Regions from separate parts of the Homo sapiens genome. Here region 1 is linked to region 2. Evidence: chromatin loops called from intact Hi-C (ENCODE). Cell type or tissue: mucosa of descending colon. All regions are shown on one strand. Each heading gives the region's core, and the rest is flanking DNA. Links, peaks and the distances in the headings are about the cores only.

Region 1 (9,626 bases), core at 2,716-6,715, 560 kb after region 2:
TATACAGGATGAACTAATTACTGAAGCTGGTTGAGGGTACACAGGAGATCATTACGCTTATTCTACATACATATATGTGTGTTTGGATTTTTTGGTAAGCTCTAGAAAATAATACTTAGCTCAAAAAATTCAAGCCTAAATGTTTCTTCTGCCTTTGTTCACTATGCACACACAACACATATACACATACACACAAGAAAATATGTGTTATATCAGTATATAGAAAATTCTGTATTTTCTATGCTTATTACACCTTCTTCCAGAGAGGTGAGAAATGAATTATCACTCAATACTCTTAGTCTCAAATTCTGACACCTATATATCAGGAATTATATCTTCAAATTCCTGGGAGGATTAAACCAATTAATAAATATAAACTAGGGCCATGTGCGGTGGCTCATGACTGTAACCCCAGCAACTCGGGAGGCCATAGTGGGAGGATCACTTGAGGCATTCAAGACCAGCCTGGGCAACACAGCAAGACCCTGCCTGTCTCTACAAAAATAATAAAGAATTAGCCAGGTGTGGTGGTGTGCGCCTGTAGTCCTAGCTACCTGGGAGGCTGAGGTGGGAGGATTGCTTGAGCCCAGGAGTTTGAGGTTATGGTGAGCTACGATTGTGGCACTGTACTCCACCCTGGGCAACAGAGTGAGACCCTGTCTCATAAATAAACACATACACACACACCAAATGATATGATTCTTGTCACATAACCTGCAAATTGCTGTTGTGAATAGTACTCGTTTCAGATAATGTTGAGGTCTGCTCTGACCCTTCTGCTGTTCCCAAACAGTGTGAAGCCAACTGGCCGCAGCCTCCTGTTGCTGCCCCTGCCACTGAGGCCCAAGGACAGGAGACTCTTCCGCTGCAGGAGCAGCGGGCATTCACGAAGTGCACCCGCGAGGCAAGCCTGCCAGTCAAGATGTGAAGTTTAACCTGAGGACATGCAGCTGCTGTTAGCTATGCCACCATCCCTCTGGCTTATGAGATAGAAAGTTATTATTACTTTGAGGATTAAAAAAGTTATATCCAAGCATTAATTTTTTTTGTTTGTGTGCAGGTGGAGACTGTTTTCTTACTAAAATATTCAAAACACCATGTCACTCTCCTTTCTCTTTGTCCTATGGCAGAAAACACCAGCTGAAGAGACATTTGCAAAGCTCCGTGCCCCTCCCAAGGCTGACGGTGGGAAACAGCTGGCACCCAGTGACCTGCAGCTTCCGCCCTGGCTCTTTGTCAGAAACAGAGGAAATCCAAGGAATTTCTATGAAACCAATTGCAGGGTGGGGCACACGCATCATCACAAAAAGTCTCAGAAGAGGCAATTTGAGAGGTAAGGAATTTGGTTGATTGCCAATTTTATTTCTGTCACTTTTTATATTCTTTATGAAAAACCTTTATAAAAGCATTCAGAGATCACTGTCAGTGGAGGAGAAAGAGAAGTCAAAGGCATCTGGTTGCCCAAAGCTGGGTTTTGAGATTCCTGATAAGCATCCAATCAATCAAACAGTGTAAACAGCTCCACTGTCTTCACGTGGATTAAACACCAGAGTTACAGAAACAACACAGTGAAACCAATGCAGCAGAACAGTCGTCTTCGGGCAAAGGAGAGATGGGCACAGCCCTTATGCACTTTCTCTAAGAAAGCATTTCCAGCTCTCAGGTTAGGGTCCCTGCGCTGCACCTTCGGAGGCTGGGCCTGCCTGAGCTTCCACCTCTCACCTGCAAATGGGGGCAAGAACCCCAACTGAGGCAAGCCGGGACTCAGACCTCAATGGCAACTATGAGTTCTACCTTTTTTTTTTCTTTTTTTTTTTTTTTGAAACGGAGTCTCACTCTGTCACCCAGGCTGGAGTGCAGAGGCACAATCTTGGCTCACTCCAACACTTCCCGGGTTCAAGAGATTCTCCTGCCTCAGCCTCCCGTGTAGCTGGGGTTACAGGCACACGCCACCATGTCTGACTAATTTTTGTATTTTTAGTAGAAACGGGGTTTCACCATGTTGGCCAGGCTGGTCTCGAACTCCTGACCTCAAGTGATCTGTCTGCCTCGGCCTCCCAGAGTGCTGGGATTACAGGTGTGAGCCACTGCATCTGGCCCAGGCTTCTTTTTAAATCAAGTTTTAATTTTTTTCATAATCTAGTTTATATTTTAAAAACATGACTTTGATCTAAACAAGTTCTTTTACATTTTTTTACAAAGTAAAGAGGATCTCCTGCCTCATGGCTGCTACTTCTTTCCAGTAAAAATTAGTCCCTGCGACCTCAATTAAAATAAAATTACCATAAAGATCTACGTTGGGCACAGCTATGTCGTCAAAGCCCTGCTCTGGGTTAAGTGACGAAACACTCGTGATGCTACTACATCAGTGACAAATCCTCAGAAACCACCAGGGAGGGAGGGATGCTGTACGGACTGCGCAGTATCCCCCAAATTCCTCTGCAGAGGCTCACACCCCAAGGTGACTGTCGCTGGAGATAAGGTCTTTAAGGAGGCAATCATGGTAATATGGCAGCTTAAGGGTGGGACCCTCATCCAACAAGACTGGTGTCCTCCTGAGAACGGAAAAACACTGAAGACCACACACACGGAAAAGACCAGGTGAGGCACAGAATGGGAAGAAGCCAAACCTGCCAGTGCCTTGATCATGGACTCTCAACCTCCAGAACTGTGAGAAAATACGTTTGGGCCTCCCAGTCTGTGGTATTTTGTCGTGGCAGCCCGAGCTGACTAACGTAGGCGCCAAGCCCCTCCAGAGCCACGTGGCACCCGTGGCTGATCAGCCTGCCATGCTGGCAGATCTACCCTGTAGGGCCAAAAATGCTTCTACCTGCAACTGCCCATCAATAACATCTGCATGGCTGTTTGCAGAGGGCAACCAAAGAAGAAAGTTCAGTCCCACTGCACCAACCCAGCTGATGGAACAGAGTCCCACATGGCACTCTCCTAAACTGGGCAGCGACGCCACTTACTTCCAGAATACAGGGAAGATTCTGAAGCCTGCCGGGGAGCTGAGTGGACCCGCATGCACTCACTCATCCACTCCACAGGCATTTGTCCCAGGGTCTCCAGGTATGATGGGAAGCCAGGGTGCACAGGGCCAGAGGCGACAAACACATTCCTGCCGGGTCCCAGAGAACGGAGGCTGGCCAGGAATACGGGCGGCATGAACTACGCTCAGGCTGCAGGTGCCAAGCACTTACACTTGTTTCCTTTGGAGTAAAGCTAGAGGAAACAGAGGCTCCAAATTCAAAAGGCTTTCCTGAAAGCACACAGCTAGAAAGAAGCTGCACCAGACTTCACTTGAGGACTCTTCTTAGACATGACATATACTGCCTCTCAACAAGCAGCTGTACTGTGGAGGAGAAAGTAGAAAAGTGCCACAAGAGATTTAAAAAAAATAATAATAATGCTCCTGGGCCTGAGACAGGGAAGGAGTACAGCATTTCTGTTTTATTTCTGGGGGCTGGGGAGCAGAGCAGAACATTCAGGAAAGACATTCATTCTGCAAGCATTTACTGGGGATATACTATTCGCCAGGCATGCATGTAAAAGAGGAGCCACGTGCCCAGAGGGATGGGAAGACAGCACGTTCCAACCATGAAGTCGGGGAGCAGAAGGAAGCACAGGTGAGGGAGAGTCCATGGGAACTGGCGGGCCAGCAGCAGCAGCAGCAGCAGCAGCAGCAGCAGCAGCAGAGGAGCCCATGCGGCAGGAACAGGAGCCCATACCTGAGCACTGAGGCACCCAGCCACCTGTCACGATACTCGGAGGACTGGGCTACAGAGGCCGCACACCCCAGCAACCAACTTCTCCCCGCTCCTAGCAGGCCCTTAAGTCGCTGTTGCTGAGCTCCCCTCACCCCCTTAAATATCTCTTTCCCACCAAGATGCAAAAGGCAACACCATCCTCTAGCATTTGCCCAGCTCTGTGCGTGTTTAATTTCCTTACTATTTGCAAGAAGTCATTCAAAATGTTGACAGCATCTTAACAGTTTGCACATGATATATCTGCACATCTTACAGGTTAGCATCCGTGTCAAAAGTCACCAATGAACACATTACAATCTCTCCATTTCCATTCTCTTTTAAAGGCTGCAGAATGTCTGGTTCAACACTAAGCAGACTTTTTTCCGCAAAATTACAAGGAAACACTGAACAAGGGCAGATGCACAAAATGATACCCATGACGCCTGACAAACAACTCCGTGTTGACAGAACAGCTCGAGGCCCTTCCCCATTCCAGTGGATCAGCGCTGTTATTGCCAGCTCAGTATCTACGCCCCTGTCTTTCAGAGAACCTTTTCAGTGTTCCTTTGAGGACCTGCCCTGCTCTTCTCTCTGCTGCCACTCTGATGAGGCTGTCCATGAAAGGCCTCCCCTGGCCAAGAAGTGGCAGAATCTGGGCCAATAAACCACTCTCCAGGCAACCCAAGCAGTGCCCTAAATACACAGGCAGCCTGTGCCTGTCCCCTGGGCCCATGGTTCAGTCCATCCCAACGCCTCTATGCTCAAAGCCACCCCCACATCCTTCGAATAAAATCCATGTCTGCTTGAGTCAGCCAGAATGGGATTCTCATGTTTCCAACCAAGGACCCAAAGAGTCAACTTACCACAGTGCCCAGCTTGAAGGGTAAACAAGTTCTGACAGTTCTAAAAGGCAAAGACCATCTGCTTAAGGCAAACATTACCTAAATTTAAGGACTTTTTTAATGCCCTAAATTCTGATGGCAACTCCCAAAGAAAAGATTCCCAAAATGGTGGCCATGGCAACCTCAATGGCCTGAGTATACAAGCTCCCCAACTGACCAATACGGCTGCAGGCCCCTTCTCTGGGACATGAGTCATTGAACATCTGATCTAAACACCAGGTATGTTCCTTGTTGCTACACAGACTGTGCCCTACAAGCCAGAGTCCATCCCGCCTCCCTCATGCAGTTAAGCTCCATGGAGCTCTCACCACGTGTCCAGTCCTGGATGAGACACCGGGGTTTGGTTCCTGAGCACCTTGAGCCCATGCTGGGGAGAGACGTGCAGCCCACGTCACAGCAAAGTGCACAGGCCACCAGGTGGCAGGCCCTGGAATCGCCAGCAGGAGCCATCGGAATGGCCTTGGGGAAGCAGGACTCCTGAGCTGGGTTGTGAAGGCATCAGGTGGGTTAAAAGAGGCTTGCCAAGGGGCAGGACTCAGGTGATCCAAACCCCCAGGCAGGGCCCCAGACAGAGGAAGTGGCCTGCCAGGAACTGTGAGCCTGGCTGACGGTATCCTCCACAGCGAAGGTGCCACAGGTGGGGTGAGACCAGGCTGGAGAGCAGGCAGGGCCACGGCAAAGGGCCTGGGAGCCCAGCGAGGCAACTCCATTTCCATTTCTTTACTTCCTCCATGACTCCTTCTAAAAAGGCTTAAGGGTGAGGCCAAGGAATTTCAACTTCATTCTAAAAGCCCTAGTGAGCTATTTAAAGGCTTAAGCAGGTTGAGGTCTGGGTAAATTTATATTTTGGGATCTATTTATGGGTTAACCCAGCTGTCAAACATGAATTGCCACATCAACATTCTCTGAGAGGAGGTATGTGTGTGTGTGTGTGTGTGTGCGCGCGCGCACGCGCATGCACTGGCACACACCAAGGTGAGACTCGGGGAAATCGCCTGTGCTCAGTCACGTAAATACAGATACATGTGTTCTGTACACATAAACACCCACAGGAAAGATACAGGGGAACGCACAACCTCATCACAAAGCATCTCAACAGGAGCCTGGGAGTTATCAAACTGTTAAAACTTGAAAAGCTACAAAATCGCCCTTTATTTGGAAGAGCTCAATCATTCTCGGGAGGGTTCAGCGTGGGGGTGCTGTGTGTTGTTGGGTCTTCAGATTTTTTAACTAAGAAAGGACTCCAACCTCATGGACATCATAACGGCAAACCAGTTTCAATGCTTCTAGACCCCATCAAGCACAGCTGGGTGGTCCTCTATCTGCCAGCCAGAAATGCACCCAATGGAACAGTCCAGGCTCCAGGATTTGGTTCACCCACTGCTCCCCATGCCATGGCACCTGGATTGGGAGTGCCCAAAGCCATAGTACCCAAAGTGTGGCACCAAAATGGCAGCAGCAGCCTTGCCAGGGGGCTCGTCATGAAGTTCCCAGGCCTCACCCGCCACCCACTGAATCAGAACTTCTGGGGGTGGAGCCCAGTGATCTGCATTTCTTTTTTTTTTTTTTTTTTTTTTTTTCTGAGACGGAGTCTTGCTCTGCCGCCCAGGCTGGAGTACAGTGGCGCGATCTCAGTTCGCTGCGACCTCTGCCTCCTGGGTTCAAGGGATTCTCCTGCCTCAACCTCCCAAATAGCTGGGATTATAGGCGCCTGCCACCACTACTGGCTAATTTTTGTATTTTTAGTAGAGACGGGGTTTCACCATGTTGGCCATGCTGGTCTCTAACTCCTGACTTCAAGCAATCTGCCCGCCTCAGCCTCCCAAAGTGTTGGGATTACAGGCATGAGCCACCCGCGCCCGGCACAGTGATCTGCATTTTAACCCACCCTCAGTTAAAACGTGACCTGAGGTGATCCTGACGCAGGCTAAAGTCTGAGACACTGATCTCAAACCTTTAAGACCATTTAGCAGCAAGAAAAAGCTAGAGAAGCCACATCTGAACTAGAAAACACAAAGGGGCCCAATGAAAGTGCAAACTAGATTTTCTCAAAAATGACCAGAACTGCCATGAAATGAACTGGTCAGGATAAACTTGACCAGAACCAGGAGTGCCCAGTTCTAAACAGATGCTGCCAGAGGAATCTCAAGTGCAGAGGGCCTAGGCCGGCCGGGAGCCCTGCACGAGCATTAATGGCACAGTGTATTTTTTATAACATCCAAAGCACTTAAAAGAATAATATTTTCACTCATGTATCTCAACAACTTCCTGGAGAGGAAGGCAAAGGGCAGATTCTCTGGCTGGCGCAAAGGTTACATGGTCAGGAGGGACCCAGGAGCCACTGAGCAGAGGCAGGCAGGGTGGGAGGCCCAGGGAGCTTATCACCTACCTCCAGCTCAGATGCCTTTGCCCAGCTGCCCACCCCATGGCAAATCCTAACAGGGAAATCAAGGCAGGAATGGGGGAGGACGCGCATGGATTGACTGATTGATTGATTGACTGATTTTTAATGATAGGGTCTCACTCTGTTGCCCAGGTTGGAGGGTAGTGGTGCAATCATGGCTCACTGCAGCCTCAACCTCCTAGGCTCAAGCAATCCTCTCACCTCAGCCTCCTGAGCAGCTGGGACCATAGGCAGCACCAACACACCTGGGTGTTTTGTTTTTTCGTAGAGATGGGGGTCTCCCTATGTTACCCAGGCTGGTCTTGAACTCCTAGCTTCAAGCAATCCTCCCACTTCGGTCTCCCAAAGTGTTGGGATCACAGGTGTGAGCCAATGCACCTGGCCAATTTTCTTATTCTTATGTCAGCAAAACCAGTGTTTCCCAACCTTGGTATTCTCCCCTGAAAGTTAAAAAACAGATACTCAAAGAAAACTCCCAAACTCCCAAACAAGATGCAGCCATCTGCCCAGCATTCTGCTGATGCAGCAACAGATCAAGAAGTGAGTGACAAGACCACCAATGTGGACAATGACCATCACCACACACACACACATTCACACACACACACATTCACACACGCATTCACATTCACACATACGCATTCACACACACATCCATTCACACACATTCACACCTCACACATTCACACAGTCACACACGCATTCACACACGCATTCACACACTCACAATCACCTTTACACACACATTCACACCCACACATACACATTCACACATTCACACACATCCACATACTCATTCACACTCACATTCACACACATTCACATACACACACACATTCACACACATCCACACTCATACATTCACACACACATTCACACACACTCACACAAATACGCACACTGAATCTCACAAGCATGTTCTATAGGAACAAAATCCACAGTTTGGGGAAATTACATGGGTTTTTCTCCCCACCCTACAAATAGAAGAACTGCCAGGGGAACTCTCTTGAATGCGGAATTGTCAAAAAGATTTATATATAGAAGTTTCCAGGAGATTTTCTCTTGGCCAGAAAACAAGTGAGTAATTTCCCTGGGCCCAGCATAGGTTAATAATCAAAGAAGTTCGTTAGGAACTGCCCTGAGCTCAGGCTGCCAGGCAGTTAGTCATAAAGAGCTAGGTGGAATTTGCCTACTCAGGCAATGGGAGGAGTGAGGGAGAGTCACATCCCCACAGAGAAGCCGGTTTCCTAGAACACTTGAGGGCCAGGAGCTGGCTGAGCCCCCTGCGGCTCCTGGCTGCCCCCCTCCCTGAGGGCCTGGCTCAGACCCCAGGGAACCAGGTGTCCTTGCTCACCGAGAGGGCGGGCCCCTCTGGGCACACAGGTAGACACACCTCTAGATAATTACACCAGCTCCCACCGAAACAGAATCGTGCACCAGAGTAATCCTTGGTGAGTGTGGATCAGAGGCTGAGGGGGTCACAGAGCTCATCTGACCTGGGGCTCTCAGTCTCGGGATGACGAAGACTCAGGGCTGCCCCAGGCATTGCGGGATCTTGGGCAGCATCCCTCACCTCCACCTGCCACGTGCCAGTAACAACCATGACACCCCAAAGTTGTAACAAACCGAAAATTGCCCCAGACATGGCCAAATGTCCTCTTGGGGGCTACAATGCTTGCACGCCATACACCGCCGCCCCCCGCCCCCCCACCCAGCACCTTGTTGAAAACTGATCTTGGCCAAACATCCGGATTTACAGACAGGGAAACTGAGGCCAGAGGTCACAAGGAGAGGCACACTGGCTCTGCTCCCTTGGATTTTGCGACCTTCTAAGGTGGTCTTCAGTCTGCACCTCTTTCTGAGGCTTCTCCTTTCCCTCCTCAGCCTCACTCCTATAGCCTCCCACCCCCCTCATCAGTACAAGACACTTCACAGCCCAAGAGACACAGAGGGCAAATGCTCTTTCTTAAGGACAGCTGCTATCCCATCACTGCCAGAAGCCTGCTGAACTTAAGCCCAAAGTGGACACTCTCACACTGCCGGCGGGAGAGTAAAATCAACCAATTTGGAAAACAGCAGGCAGTTTACATAAAAGTTAATTATATACCCAGCACATCTCCCAGCCACTCCACTCCTAGGTATCTACCCAAGAGAAATGAAAGCACGTGCCCATATGAAGACTTGCACGTGAATGTTCACAGCACCTCTATTTGTAAAAGCCAAGAACTGGAAACAACTCCATCAATATCCATCCACAGGATAAAAACACTGTAGTAAATCCATACAATGGAACATTACTCAGCAATGAAAAAGAAAAAGCTATGGATATATGTAACAACTTGAATGACCCTAAAAATCATCATGCTGACTGAATGAAGCCAGTCAAAGAAGGGGTCCTTTACTGCAGTGGTCCCTAACCTTCTTGGCATCAGGGACCGGTTTCGTGGAAGACAATTTTCCCACTGAAGGGAGGCAGGGGGATGGTTTCATGATGATTCAAATGCATTACATTTATTGTGCACCTTATTTCTATCATTACTGCATTGTAATATATAATGAAAAAAATTCTAC
Region 2 (9,626 bases), core at 3,508-7,507:
CAACAATCTCCCACACTTCCAAAAGTAGAGTACGAATGTCAGGGAAAAACCACTACTTATCATTCGTTCCAGAATGATCCTTACAGCATGAAATGAATGAATGTACTGTGCATTTAAATGTTAATATGCTGGCAGGTCACGGGGCTGGCCGTCAAGACTGAATACACTTGTTTAAGTTTAAGGTGGCCGCAGAGACCCCCCCCCGCCCTTCAGGAAGGCACAACTAAAGCGAACCATCATTACAGCTGTTCCCCACCGGGGCCTCCCAGCCCCACTCCAAGACAGGAGGGAACTTTGGTGTTTACAGGCTGTAGGGGTTTTATGACAGGGGTGCTTCCTGCCTTCCTGCCCGGCTGAACAGAGAGCGCCAATCCTCCAGACTTTGTGAGTCTTCCTCCTGCACCTTTTCTTCCACCTGCCACACAATGAGTCCTTATTATTCCTTTAATTACTGAGCTGGATCCCTCTGTTCCTTCTCATCTAGAACCTTGGTGTGTGCATATGTGTGCCTGTGTGTGTATGTGTGCACGTGTGTGTGCATACACACGCACATGCCCATTTATCTCGGATTCATTTAATTGAGGGCAGAGCATCGAATGGGATCTCAGAAGAGGCACTCCTTGCTCTGCGATGGTTTATTGTGGCTCCTAAAACACCTGTTCATCCATTTATCCTTCTGTAAAAAAACAGACTTAATGTGCAGTATTTTTAAGGTATTAAAAAAAAATCTTCCTATATATTAAGTAAAACAAAAAAGCCCACATTATTATAAGACAATAAACTATTTAAGAATGATCATAAGAAAGCCTCCCAAATTTGGGGTACTTCTCTTTCTAATGTAGGCATGGGTGTGAGCATGCACACATTTATACGGAATTCCAGTGACAATGTCTTAGTTAAGCTGGTAACTGCTGGAAAATAAACAGGCTCTTCAAAATAATAGAAGAATCAGTTGCAGCATTTAGGCACCAACTTTGATGGGCTTATACCAAAAATGTCTCTTCCTTATAATAAAATGAAAACAATCCTTTAATCTTTCCTTTAGAGAAAATATCAGCCTCCAAAGCCACAATGTCAACGTAAAGAGCCCGTGAGGAGGACGACGCTTCCTTGCAACAAACCGAGCTCATCACATGACATCTGCATTATTAGGCACACACTGACCTGAAAAACCTGAGACCGAAGCCTCGGCGACTGACAACAGCCCTTTCTTTGGCAAGTTCATGAGCCAGTCTAAATGGAAGGCGAGGCCTCTTTTCTTTTTCTTTTTTTTTGAGATGGAATTTCGCTCGTTGCCTAGGCTGGAGTGCAATGGCGTGATCTCGGCTCACTGCAACCTATGCCTCCCAGGTTCAAGTGATTCTCCTGCCTCAGCCTCCTAAGTAGCTGGGATTACAGGCGTGCACCACCACGCCTGCCTAATTTTGTATTTTTAGTAGAGACAGGGTTTCTCCATGTTGGTCAGGCTGGTCTTGAATTCCTGACCTCAGGTGATCCGGCCACCTCGGCCTCCCAGAGTGCTGGGATTACAGGCGTGAGCCATTGTGCCCGGCTGATGGAGTTTTGCTCTTGTCCTCCAGGCTGGAGTGCAATGGGTGCAATCTCGGCTCACTGCAACCTCCACCTCCAGGTTTCAAGCAATTCTCCTGCCTCAGCCTCCCAAGTAGCTGGGATCATAGGTGCCTGCCACCGCGCCAGGCTAATTTTTGTATTTTTAGTAGAGACAGGGTTTCGCCATGTTGGCCAGGCTGGTCTCAAACTCCTGGCCTCAGGTGATCCACCCGTCTTGGCCTCCCAAAGTGTTGGGATTACAGGCGTGAGCCGTTGCACCTGGCCCTCTTTTCTTTAACTAGGTGAATTTTGTAAACCAATCACCACTGCAGGTGAGCTGTTTGCCCCTGATAGGCCTTTTGGGAACCATCTTCCTTTCTGGAGGGGATCGATGCTTAGGAAAAGCTCTCCCTCCCTGAGAGATCAAATGGGCAGCGGCCCCGTAGCAGGACCTGGTGGGTGAGCTCCCACCACATGCCTAATTAATGACCCTGCTGGTCGCAGCTGGAAGAGCTGAGCTGGGGGTGATTAATTAAATTAGCTGGCAGAGGAAATTACAGTGGAAAAGCCAAGGTTTGATTGCTCCATAATTAACCGCAGTGCAAATAATATCTGCATCTATAACTTCCAGCGATGAGATCAGAAGCCAATTGAATTTGGCACTGATTGAAGCTGTAAATATCCCGTGGTGAAAAATGATAGGTTTGTTCTAGAGGGAAAACTTACAGAAATGGACATCTAGCAAATGTGATCGGGGGAAAGAAAAGGGCACCAGAGGAAACGGCAGGAAGGAAGCCTTACCTTTCATGCTGCCTTTTTCCAACATTAAAACAACTCTTTTTTCACATTCCTTTTGGATTAGTGACTAGGCGTGCTATATTTCCTGTCTCTAAATTTCAGGTTTGACTTCCCATGCATGGAACCTATGTTAGGGTTCCATCCCCCTTTCTCGTTCCAGGGATTAAAACCCAATTCTAAAATAATTTCATAGGCTAATAGGAGGGGACCGCTTTCATCCCCCTGAGAAGAAAAATGTTCTATTTAGACCATCAAATGCATGAGCTATTGCAGCTTTTCTGGATAATGACATTTTTTCTTCTTTGTAACAATTTTCATGTTCAAAATATGGTTTCATTAGCAATAGGATTCTACTTAAAAGAAAAAAAGTATTTTATACAGATAATTGCCCTGCAAAAAAAAAAAAAAAACCCACAGAACTTTCAGCAGACTGGAAACATTACTTTTTCAACCATCCACATATTTTCACTGTAAGTTGTTTTAAGGAAGGAGTCATGTGTCTCTACTGGAAAAGCTTTGAAAAGTAATGACTTGGTGGCTTTGGACCACGAGGCGTGACTTCTGTCTGCAAGTGGTCAGAAAGGATTTACCCCTATCTTGATACACAGACTCTCAGTCGGGTGGAGGACACACTGCAGCTACTAACATGTGACACACAAAGTGTCCGTCCAAATGCAGCGCGGTTCAGACACGCACCCCGGCCATTTTCTCCACTGAGCTTCCATACAACCTGGGGGGTCAGTATGGCAAGTGTAGTTACTCTCTTTTTATTTTTAAAGAAGAAAGTTGAGGTTCTAGGTGGTCAGTGTTGTGGCAGGACAGGACCCCGGCCTCCTGCCCACTGTCCTTACTCTAGCCAGGACCCTCCCTTCCCGATTCGATGTGGTTTTCCTTCCAACAGACAACTCTGTCTGCACCCTACGCTGAGATGTACCCACAGGCACCACCTGTCTGGATGGAAAGAAATAGGCAGGGCTGTGACTGTCATGGGGGTTTGATGACATGGGCCACAGTATCTACAGAGGTCAGAATAATGTGGTAGAAGGGAAATGGCTCCCAAAGATGTCAACGTCCTAATCCCCAGGACCTGTGACTATGTGACCTTACATGGCAACCTAACTGCAGATACGGTTAAGACAAGGCCCTTGAGAGGGGAGAGTATCTTGGATTATCCAGGTGGGCCCAATATACAAGGGTCCTTATAAGAGGGTCATATAAATAGGAGAATCAGAGTCAGAAGATGTGAGGACAGAAACAGGTCAGAGGGGATGCAAGGCCACCAAGATGAGTAGCAGCTTCTAGAAGCTGGAACAGACAGGGGCATGGACTCTCTCACAGCCTCTAGAAGGAATGAAACCATGCAGACCCAGCTTGGACTTCTGACCTCCAGAACTGTAATGGAATACTTCCGTGTTACTTTAAACCACTAAGTGGGTGGTAATTTGTTACAGCAGCAATGGGAATCTTATACCTACCCTATTAGGAAGAGAAGGATTGAGAGGCTAAAAGCTGGATGGATGAAACGTGTACAAGATACAGCAGGTGGCTGCCCTTGGTGGCATCCATTGAGCTTGATGTCTAGTGTGATCTGTCCCTCTTGGCCATAGAGTCTCCGTAACAACTCTTCCCTTGGCCTGGGAATTCCACAGGCCTCTAAACTTGTCTGGTTGCAAACTGACGTCCTTATTTCCTCCTAGCTGTCCCTCCTAGACTGAGATGGAGGTTTCTGGACTCACAGAATCTAGACCAGAGACTTGGTGGAGGAGGCAGTCTGATCTTTGCCGGGTAACAATTCTTCTCTCTCCTTTCCCTGTGTCTTTCCAGCAGAGGCTCTGCCTGCCTTTTTTCCCAACTATCTTTCCAAGAACATGCACAGGAAACAGCCTTGGATGATGGAGATAGCATCTCCCTCCAGAGCACAGGGCAAATGTGCTTTGTGCCCACTGTAGAAGATTTGGTTCCTAAGCTTAGGGTTCCTCTCCTGCAATGCAGCCCTTGATGTGTGCGGATGCCATGGGGCCCTGACTACATCACAGCTATGGGCACTGGGACCTGGGAAATGACCCAAATGCTAATACTCTGGCTACTGCTATTGCTGTGAATAACGGATTTTTCTTTGTCTCTGACCCTGAAGTCTCATATCTTAGACCAGCTCCGTGAAACTGGAAGGCCAACTTGCCAGGTAAGTAAAATCTCAAACTCAACACAAGTTCTCATTCCCTGGTAACCAGTGCCTTGAGTGTTAGTCTTCAGCAACAGTGGAATACATGTTAGCATATTGGGGGGTCCTCTTTTATACCTTTGCATGGGGGTTCCCTCCGTCTGTACCACCCCCTTCCCTGTCCCACCAACTGCCTGTCAGGGCCACTCAGTCTCAGGTTTTTTTCTCTGAGGCTTGCCTTGACCCTGCAACCCACTTCCTCCTGTCTGCCTACCCCTGCTGCAGATTTTGCATGGATCACTATATATATATGTATGTATGTATATGTATATGTGTGTGTGTATGTATGTGTGTGTGTGTGTGTATATATATATAATTTTTTTTTTTTGAGACGAGGTCTCTGTCACCCAGGCTGGAATGCAGTGGCACGATCACAGCTCACTGCAGCCTTAAATTCCTGGGCTCAAGCGATCCTCCCAACTCAGCCTTCTGAGTAGCTGGGACCACAGGCACATGCCACCATGCCTGTTTTTTTTTTTTTTTTTTTAAATTTTCTTTTTTTGTAGAGACAGAGTCTCACTATGCTGCCTAGGCTGGTCTCGAACTCCTGGCCTCAAGAAACTCTCCCGCTTGGCCTCCCAAAGTGCTGGGATTACAGGTGTAAGCCACCGTGCCTGGCCAGCATGGGTCACAGTATCAAGCAATTTTTGGTGTCTCTCTCTCCTTCATGCTGTGAGTTTCCTGAGGGCAGGTGTGGTGCTAGTACAGTGCCTGGCACATAGCAGGCAGAGGGGACTCTGTGGAACTCTCTGTCTAGATGCCAGGCCTGGTGTGGCATCGGAGCCCTAACCCACCAGGCAGGGGTGTAGATCAGGCTGTTTCAACCACCTCCTACACCCCAGCCCCGGCATCAGGTATCTTCCCCCATGAGGGATGAGGCTAAAGGGACGGGACTGGAACCTCACTGTTCAAGCCCACTGGGTCACTGTGTGAGGCTGGACCTTCTGCTGGAATGAAGAACAGAGCTGGAAGTGAGAAAGGAAAGGCAGTGGGTGTGGCCACCCACTTAACCACGTGGGATGGGGCCGCTGCAGGGGTAGGAGGGTGGGCAACCAACCTGGCAGAACGACCAGTCTGGCTCAAGCTTAGGAATCCTACAGGGAGAAGGGGCCAGAGGGTGGACTTGGGTCCCATGGTCCCATCTAGCACCCAGCCACAGGAGCCAGGTAGGGGACAGACGTGTGTGAAACCCATCTGGAGTCAAGAAATGCTAGCACGCTGCTCAGCAGGTGGTTCAGTGGTAATACTTATCTAGGGAGATTACGTTTTCAAAGGCAAAAGTGCCCAATAAAATGCACCCCACCCCTCTGGGAGAAGCAGCGTGCGGCTTTTGCTGGGAAGGAATTCTCCAGGCAATTAAAGTCATAGCAGGATGACTCATGATCAGTTTCACATGTCAACCTGGCCAGGCCACGGCGGCCAGTGATTTCATCACACACAACCTATGCATTGCTGTGAAGGCCTTTTGTAGATGTCACTTATAGTCCATGGACTCCAAACAAAGGCAATTATCCTTGAGAAAGCAGGTGGGCCTCATCCCATCAGGTGAGAGCCCAAAGAGCAAAAAACAGGTTTCGTGATGATGAAATCCTACATCAAGCATGCAGCATTAACTTCTGCCCGAGTTTCCAGAACGCCGGCCTGCACTACACACTTCAGATGTGACACACACACATACATATACACACACACACACACACACCCCCGGCTGGCCTGCCCTACACACTTCAGATTACACACATGCACACACACACCAGCTGGCCTGCCCTACACACTTCAGATTACACACACACACACACACACACACACACACACACACAAATTGGTTGTTTCTCTGGAGAACCCTGATGGATACAGCATGGCTGTGAGCAGAGCAAAGACCCAATTGAAGCAGAGCCCTATCGCTGTGAGGCTGGCAGTGACCCAGGGGAGACGCAAGGTGAGAAAGAACAGATGTACACAGAGGGCACCACCCTTCTGGAGAGCAGCACAGTGATGTTGGATCAATACCTGAAAAAGTCCACAGCCTTTGACCTCATTTGGCTCCTTCTAGAAACTCATCCTTAGAAATGAATTAATCATAAGCCCCATAAGCTGTATTCACAAATGTGCTCAACCCAGCGGTATTTCAATATTTCATTGCAAACCCATGTCCAAGGGGGATGACTATGTAATGACGGCTCAACCATGGACGGATTATTGTGACACCACTAAAAATAACGCTTTAAAAGACATACATGGCTGGGGGTGGTGGCTCATGCCTGTAATCCCAGCACTTTGGGAGGCCAAGGTGGGTGGATCACCTGAGGTTAGGAATTTGAGACAAGCCTGACCAATATGATGAAACCCCGTCTCTACTAAAAATACAAAAATTAGCTGGCCGTGGTGGCACGCACCTGTAATCCCAGCTACTCGGGAGGCTGAGGCAGGACAATCACTTGAACATGGGAGGCGGAGGTTGCAGTGAGCTGAGATCGCGCCACTGCACTCCAGCCTGGGCAACAGAGCGAAACTGTCTCAAAAAAAAAAAAAAAGAGACATACATAAGGACATGAGAAGATGTTCATGATATAGTTTTAGCCCAAAAAAGGCTCTTAAATTCTTTAAAGCACTGTTTCTTTTCACAAATGTTGCAGAGGAAGACTACATGTAATATGTCAAACATTAACTGATTATCTCTCGGGGGTTGGAATATGAATATATATATATATATATTTTTTTTTTTTTTTTTCTACTCTTTTTTTCTTTGAGACAGGGTCTCACTATGTTGCCCAGGCTGGAGTGCAGGGGCACAATCATAGCTTACTGCAACCTCCTCCTCCCAGACTCAAGCGATCCTCCCGCCTCAGCCTCTGGAGTAGCTGGGACACAGACATGCACCACCATGCCTGGCTTTTTTTTTTTGGGTATTTTCTGTAGTGACAGGGTTTTGCCATGTTGCCCTGGCTGGTCTTGAACTCCTAGGCTCAAGCAATCTGCCCACCTTGGCCTCCCAAAGTGCTGGGATTACAGGCATGAGACCCTGTGCTGGGACTATTTTTCTACTCTGTAGGATACAGTCACTTCCCAAAATGTAGCCCTGGCTCACTGGAGGCATTTCTCTAGGAAGTGGTCTGTTGCCAGGTATGCTCATAGCGCTGGGGCTTCCCTCTTTAGTGGTTTGGGAAATTATTAAGTGCCACAAAGAAGCCTCTGTAATTTTGTTTAATCCAGTTCTCAAACACAACTCATTTTCCAGAAACATCTATCATCATTCTCTGAGATTAAAATTTCTAGGAGTATACTGTGGAAATCATGGCTTTCCCAGATTCCACGGTGTCCTGGGTCACACACTGAGAAGGTCAGGACAGCTTGTTATGGGCCATGTGCAAAGCCGTCAGGAAGTGAACATTCTCAAGACTTTATTTTTTTTTGAGATGGAGTCTCACTCTGTCACCCAGGCTGGAGTACAATGGTGTGGTCTCGACTCACTGTAACCTCTGCCTCCAGGGTTCAAGCAATTCTGCCTCAGCCTCCCAAGTAGCTGGGATTATGGGCTCATGCCACCATGCCTGGCTAATTTTTGTATTTGTAGTAGATGGGGGTTCACCATGTTGGCCAGGCTGGTCTCGAACTCCTGACCTCAAGTGATCCACCCACTTTGGCCTCTCAAAGTGCTGGGATTACAGGCATGAGCCACGGCGCCCCGCCTCAAGACTTTAAAAAACTCCACAATATTCTCTTGTGAAACCAATCTGACTTTCAATTCCTAGATCTGATTGAGGGGTGTCTCTGAAGGAGGACTGTTATGACAGCACGGGTCTTGGGCCTTGGTGAGGAGCAGAGCTGCCCCCAGACCCCTGGTCCATGTGAGGGGGCGGCACCGCCTCCGCCTGGGTGACCCACGCTGCCCCGGCCTCCTCTGCAGCATGGCCCCTGCTCTCACTCCCTGCGGAGGTTTGCTCTAATGGAACTTCTGCTGCTTCCTCTGAATGTTTGTCTGCCTTCTCCAAATAAATTTCAGATTGAGTCACCTATTTGGCCACAGATTCCAAAGCTAGAATCAATGGCGGCATCTTGATGACACTGGGCAGCAATCAGCTCTCACTGCTGTTTGTCAAAGGCTCCTCTTGAGACCTCTGTCAGGGACGCAGAAAGGCCTGTGAGGTTTGGGAAGAGCTTGAAGGGGCTATAAGCTCCTCAAAGCAGCGGAGGAGAAAGCAGCTCCTCAAAGCTCCTGGGGGGCTTCCCCTGGAGGCCACTGAGGGGCATGTCGGCTATTTCCAGTGCTGAAAGACCCTGGCAGGTCCCATATTTACCTGGAAGGCTTTGAAAACCAAGGAAAAAGATCTGGGCCCAGCTTCCTTGATCCTCACCCAAGGCCAGAACACAGTTCACTATTACGATGTCCAAGGGGGCAGCAGCGGGGACCCTTTGCGGCTTCATCCCCCATTCATCTGTCTTATGTTTTCCTTAGTTTTCTTAATAAACTGGGAGCCCTTGGGGGTGGGGATGGGCAGTACCAAGTCTTCTTTTTTCCCCAACAGCTGTATTAAGGTATAATTTACATATCATAAAATCTACCTGTTTTTAGGGATACACTTCAGTGATTTCTAGTAAAAAAAACCCAGCGCGCAACCATCACCAGAATCTGGTTTAGAACGTTTCTGCCACCCCTGAAAGATTCCTCATGCCCACCTGAAATTTTCCTTTCCACACCGACGCAACCGCTTCTCCTTCTATCTCTACAGACTGGCCTTTTCTGAGACGCCATGTAAACCGAATCAATCACTTATAGATCTTTTGTGTCTCGCTTTTTTCTTTTTGAGAGAAGGTCTGTCTCTATCGTCTAAGCTGGAGTGCAGTGGAGTGATCTTGGCTCACTGCAACCTCCACCTCTCGGGCTCAAACCACCCTTCCACCTCAGCCTCCTGAGTAGCTAGGACTACACGCGTGCAACCATGCCTGGCTAATTTCTGTATTTTTTGTAGAGATGGGGTTTTGCCATGCGGTCCAGGCTGGTCTTGAACTCATGAGCTCAACTGATGCGCATGCTTCAGCCTCTCAAATTGCTGGA

What was found. Peaks named below come from ENCODE experiments on the same cell type or tissue, not always from the same donor. Only the 100,000 strongest peaks of a DNase experiment are listed, where the experiment ranks them.
Region 1: it touches region 2 in a loop (7-fold over the local background); 1 of 110 quality-filtered maps calls a loop at or near these places.

Annotation. Positions count from the first base shown.
Region 1 is chr2:235,510,128-235,519,753 of GRCh38, reverse strand. The region is part of intron 1 of AGAP1 (ArfGAP with GTPase domain, ankyrin repeat and PH domain 1); the gene reads right to left. It overlaps TNRC17 (trinucleotide repeat containing 17), which reads left to right and starts at 1,833. Exons shown (of 1, transcript NR_146582.1): 1 at 1,833-6,014. In mucosa of descending colon, for the core only: CTCF peaks have their summits at 4,871 and 5,073 (motif pointing right); a DNase peak (open chromatin) is centred at 4,993.
Region 2 is chr2:236,074,802-236,084,427 of GRCh38, reverse strand. All of the region lies in intron 16 of AGAP1 (ArfGAP with GTPase domain, ankyrin repeat and PH domain 1), which reads right to left. Among named protein-coding and RNA genes, the nearest start is that of GBX2-AS1, 88 kb to the left of the region's middle. RefSeq lists enhancers at 1,136-1,635, 8,458-8,962. In mucosa of descending colon, for the core only: no CTCF peak of the experiment used is centred there; DNase peaks (open chromatin) are centred at 5,957 and 6,237.